2 separate regions of the Mus musculus genome follow, and region 2 is linked to region 1. The links are chromatin contacts, found by Hi-C in ENCODE. All regions are on one chromosome and are shown on one strand. The core of a region is the stretch at or near the end of the contact, and the rest is flanking DNA. Distances in the headings are between cores, read along the strand shown.

Evidence for each region. Hi-C counts contacts between places; a loop is a spot of excess contacts on that map.
Region 2: a loop to region 1 is called in a map of v-Abl transformed pro-B cells, with 2.9 times the contacts of the local background. The contact joins the promoter of Zfp120 here to the enhancer-like site in region 1. A Hi-C loop is called at or near these places in 3 of 37 maps with a recorded cell type or tissue (T-helper 1 cell, regulatory T cell and v-Abl transformed pro-B cells).

Annotation. Positions count from the first base shown.
Region 1 is chr2:148,877,973-148,880,743 of GRCm38, forward strand. No RefSeq gene overlaps it. Among named protein-coding and RNA genes, the nearest start is that of Cst3, 3.8 kb to the left of the region's middle. Within about 2 kb of position 1,344, at least 1 of the 3 ENCODE cell types and tissues checked has a DNase peak (open chromatin) inside an H3K27ac peak, as active enhancers do.
Region 2 is chr2:150,135,335-150,138,105 of GRCm38, forward strand. It overlaps Zfp120 (zinc finger protein 120), which reads right to left and starts at 1,344. Exons shown (of 4, transcript NM_181266.2): 1 at 1,234-1,344. The coding sequence starts at 1,308.

The DNA of each region.
Region 1 (2,771 bases), core at 94-2,593:
GTAACTTAGTGACATCTCTGCTCTGACCTTGGGTCTGAGCTCTGGATTAGACCCTATCAGCAGGAATCTAACAGATACTAACAATGTCACTAATGAGTATTTATGTTAAGGATTAGAATAGGGGACCCTGAGGCATTGCTATAACCTAACCCCACTATGAGTACCAGAGTAATAATGTTTATGCTGCCCTACAAGATAAAGCACCTGCGGCAAGAAAAGCAATTGTCATTTGTAAAGTGGAAATCGTTAAACACCTGTATGTGATATTTTCCTAGATAAATAGAAAAGGGGAGGCAGACTGACAGACAGATAGGAAAGAGGGCTGCATCTGGCCAGGTCTCTCTGAGCAGAATGCTGGGTAGACATTGGATTTTTCTGGGGCTCTAATCTCAGGACCATTGTTTTACAGAGAGTGAGTTGAACCAGGGAGAACCCTCCTTATCCCATCATTTCTCACTAGAAAGAAGGTCCAAGGTGGACTAATGTGGATGGGAGCATGTTGGAGAGAAGTGATATGCATGTTGACCTCTGTGACCATACTGCCTGCCATATCTCTATTATACGGTTGGCTCAGAATTATTTGAGAGAGTAGGTGACCTGTGAGTGGTACCTCTGATCCCCAAGGGTCAGACACTACAGAAGTGTACTTTCAGGAACTGTAAGGACAGCTTCCAGTTAGGTGCAGTAAGAGGTGGAAAGTGAGACAACTCTTGGGTTAAAAAGTCTGCTTATTCTTCATCTAGCTCACTTGGAGGCAGGGCTAGAAGTGGCAAAGAGATGGCAGGCTTCAGTGGTCACAGCTCAGCATGAAAGAATAGTTTGTGTCCTGGGGCCTGCAGTTTCCAGATAAACGACTGACATTCCAGACATTCTGAGAAAAGCAGGAAGCCAAGAGCTGAGCCACAGGGCTCCTCTTATAATAGGAGAACCTGAAGCTTCCCTTATAGAGTGCCTGAGGCTCTTAGAGGTTGGGCTCTGAAGTCCCCTGTGCACCCACTTCTGTATTCTCCCCCTTCTCTCCTTTTCCTATTACCAATTCATGGTGTGATGGGTGCTTCCAGGTTTTGTGCTCGAGCTTCATTGCAGTGTTAGGGCTGGGGTGGGGTTGATCCCTTATCACTGGAAACTGTGATGTATTCCATGTAGAGAGATGTGGGCGAGCAGTGTCTAGTGTTTTCTATCTGACTGTTTTACAACTCACAGGAAGGTAGATACTGTCTATTCTGCTAGTCTTGAGTTCAGGTTGCTTCTTATTCTCAGACTATTTACAAGAGTAGAGGCAGGGATGGATTTACTACAGCCTAGTGGAGAGGCATAGGGAAAGGACTTCTGAGGACACAGGCAGCTGGCTGGAGCAGCAGGATGCTCCACCCATTTTTCTGGGCTTCAGCTTACAAGCTCCCACCAAGAGGAAAACAGGATGGCTGGCTTGAGGTGACAATTCCTTTCAGGATTGATCCCCAGGTGGTCAGAAGTTCTGTCTAACCCATGAGACAGGCTGACGGTCTGCCTCTCAGTGCTGTGCAACTGAAACTTGGCCCCTTTAACAGGGTGTCAGAGAAAATAACTCCTGCCCTATCTCAGACATGCTCAGTGGATTCCTGAATTTTGGGGCTAGAGGTCTGATGTTACCAGGGCACTGTTGTTCTCCTTCAAGTGCCCTTGCCTCCTTTACCTTAACTAGGTAGCTGGATCCCGTGTGGAAGACCTTTCTTTGCTATGGCCTTCTCTATCAGGCTGTGACCTCCTGTTTTGACAGTACTAGACCGGGAGTGTTCAGGCTCAGCAGAGAGTCCTGCTAAGTGAGTTCATAGAGACTTCACTCTTCATATCTGACCATCAGTATGTAGTTTTTCATCCTCTTTCAATGTCCCTATACTGTTTTTATTAAAAATCTTAGTCCCATTATCTGGAAAGCTCTACTAATGAATGTCTTCCCAATTTTTCCATCCCTTAACCCCTTCTATTCAGCTCCTTGCCTGTAATTCTCTGCTTTTATTACTGAGTTTAGAGTTAAGGTGCTACTCTCTCCTACTTCCTTTGATCTCGTCTCCTTTGCTAAAGCCAGAAATGAAGTCCTTCTGAAGTTTAAACGAAGCTATTTGCTCTATCACTCTAGTCTTATGGAACTCACGGTGGAAATATTCCTACTTGGAGACTAGGGGAAGGCAGAGGGCAGATGGGAAGGAGGGAGGAAAGAGCAGGCTGCTGTGGAAGCTAGTATCTGGGGGCATTTTCCTTCATTTTATTATGAAATAGTTTAAAACTACAACAAGGTCATAAGAAATCTAAACATCTATATCCATCAGTCTGTCATTCATTCATATTAGACTGAATTAACTTTTCGGCTTGTCTGTCCACCTATCATTCTCTTCCTATTGTGAAATGCATTTTTCACTGGATACACTTTGCAGTTGCAGACACCAATATATCCTACTCCTAATCACTTGAGTCTACTTGTCCCTAACTACAGCTGGGTATTTGTTTGCAGTGTTTTCATTTGTTGTAAACCTGTCTCAAAATGTGCAGATCTTAAGTGCACTTGTACCAAATCTTGCAGAGGTGTACTGTACCCTGGTGCCACCCAACTCCCATGGGATGCAGAGAGGCCCTTCCCTACCCCTCCAGCCAGTTCGGATATTCACCAGCCATCCCAACAACTGATTCCATCTCTGTCATAGTTTATTTTGCCTCATGTTTTCATCACTGGAATTGTATAGTATATTGGCATTCAGGTCTGGCCCTTTTCACTTCATTGTGATGTTTTTAGA
Region 2 (2,771 bases), core at 94-2,593, 1.3 Mb after region 1:
ACTTCTTACAGGGGGAAAATGGAACAAGATACGAGACTTTTATGAAGTCAGCACAAACTACTATACAGTGAGAAAACCACAGGAAGGAGCTAATAAAAGAAAGCTGGAGAAACAGGAAGAGAGAACCTCTCAAAAACGTTCCTGACCAAGCCCACACTGGACTCGGGACTGACAACCATAGCCGCATGTGGTGGGATCTCAGGGTCTGAAGCAAGCCATCCCCGAAGGCCCTGGCCCCAGACCTCCACCCGCTCTCCCAAGCACCGTCCTTGCTTTAGAGAAGGAGCTCTATTTTATTCTCAGCACTTCAGGGCCTTAGGGGAAGCTCCCAAGCCTGAGCCCCAGGCTGGCATTGGCTCTGGAGACCTAGAAGGAGCTGTTCTATGCCTTGCTTGACCAGGCCAGTCCTCACCAAAACAGTGTTTTTCCTTTTCAAAAGGTTGTCACCAGCTGTAGTCTTGCCCATGTGGCAAAACGATGCTTTTCTCAAGAAGAAAACCAGACCTTTATGGCACACCAGGCCTTAAAATTGGTTGTGGCCCTATTTTACCCCTTGGAGCCACTTGTTAGAGACCTGCTCTTTGAAGTCAGGATGGGCCTAATTCATGATTGTAAAGCAGAGTTGTCTCCTATGTTATGGTTTGTGGACAAATGTCTGGACAATCCTGGTACACTACCACATGTATTCTAGCATCCTATTCTCCATTCGGCCTTTTTAGCATAGCACATACCTGTGTGGAGTTTTAGGGGCAGTCCTTTCTCACCTACATTCGACTTGCCGTCACTACAAGCATTAGTCTAGATCCTTTACATCAATTTTACTCTTCTACATCACCGCTTAATATTTGAGTGCTATCCGACACACGAGATGCCTTTTACAGGCTCCACAAAATTAACTCGAAATGGGTCTTATACCTACCTGTAAAATGCCTAAATGCTAAGGCCAAAACTTACTATAGAAACTAGGGCTCTCCGAGTTTGGCATCCTGCCAAGGGTATTTCTACACAGAAGCCCTTTCCCCAAATGTTTTGTGTAGATGCAGCCACGCTAGTGAGATGATTCAGTGCCCACCGCCAGGTCCAGAGAGAGAGAAAAGGACCACAGGGAAGCTCACAAGTCTCAGCTTCTGTCAGGCTGCTGTTTACTACTGAGCCCTGGGACGACCCAGCACTCCAGCCCCCTTGGCTCAGCCGCCTGCTCCTCCCCTTTGTGGGAGACCGCCTGGCACTTACCATGTCGGAACTTCTGGGCTTGCCTGAGGTCCCCGCACCCAGGAGCGGTACACAGAACACATCAAGCAGAAACATTCGCGACTGCCAGCTTTAAAAGAGGAACTTGCAAGATCGCACCCGGAAGAGCCCGCCTTCACTTTTGAGTGGCAGATCCGGCTGGATGTCCTGATTGGCTAGTGAATCTGGAGTGACATACACACCACCCATAGGATTAGAGTGTGTTGAAGGGACACAGAGGAATAATTCCAGGCACAGGTTGCCAGCAGAGGCCAGTCCTTTTCCGGGTCTGTAGAAATTTGCATTTCAGTACCACCTGTGTCTGTCTTCCAATTGCTTGCTGGTCTTTTTCCCCCACCCTGGTCAGGGGAAGACCCACAACTCCAATTTGCTGTTGCTGAGTTACCCGCCTCTCTCCACTGTGGGCCACATTGCAAATTTGGAGCTTTCCAAAGCTCCAGTCACAACACTCAGTAGGCACTTCCGCTTCTTCCTTTTGGAATCATTGAGACTTTACTTAGGGAATGTTGATAAGTTCACATATAGGTTTGCCTACCCCTATGCATGCTATGTTAAATCCTCTTCTGAACTTGATCACAAGGTAAAAGCAGAGATTTTTAATGGCATATAGCTCAAAGTCATGCAGAAACATTTTGTAAATTATAAAAGTGATGGACAGAAATGCCTCTAGAATGTCCATCTTCTATTACAAAATCTTAGCTAACCATCCAGTAAATGACGCTGTAAAAGTAGATGGCTAAGGAGCCAATGCTGCCTGTTAATCATTATCTGTGATCTAACCAATAAATGTATCAAAATGTATAGATACAAAAATGTATCAATGTATAGAAAGAACAGAGAACACTAATGCAGAGGACCAACCTCACCTAGGTCTGGATTCCTAAGAGAAGGGGTGTTCGAGAGCAACAGGGAAACAAGCAACTAGAACTCAAATCATGGGTCCAAGCTGCTGGCTTATGTTCTGCTGAGATAGCATTCCAGATGAGATGGCTTCCCAGACTGCTTTCTCTGTGTCTGTGTGTTCTGCTCTGCTCTAGACAGATTTTACCTTCTATTCTAAAACCTCTGAGGTTGAGACAGCTAGCTTTCTGCTTGAGACAGCTCTCTGCTAGTAAAAATTCTAAACGCTCTCTGGATAGCTCCTCAGTTTTCTGACCAAAGTCAGAAAAAACTGATCTAAAAAATTCGTGGCTTTTCCAACCAATTCAAAAAATACTGTTAGAAAAATTCTAAAAGTAATTCTTGGGTTTTCAAAATCAGAAAGGAAAAAAAAATCTGCTGTGTTCACTCTTCACATAGTCTTCTCTGGATAACTGCTAGAAAATATTTTAACAGAGCTGTGTCGCCTCTCTAAGTAATTCTTTGGGTTTCTAACCTCAGACATTAGAATGTTAGAAAAAAATCCTGAAGAGCTGTGTTTGCTTTCCAGAGATATCCAGATAGCTCAGCTCTCAATACTGAAAAAAACATTTTAAAAAGTAGTGCAGTATCTTCCTGCTAGCTCATCATATGCAGATCAA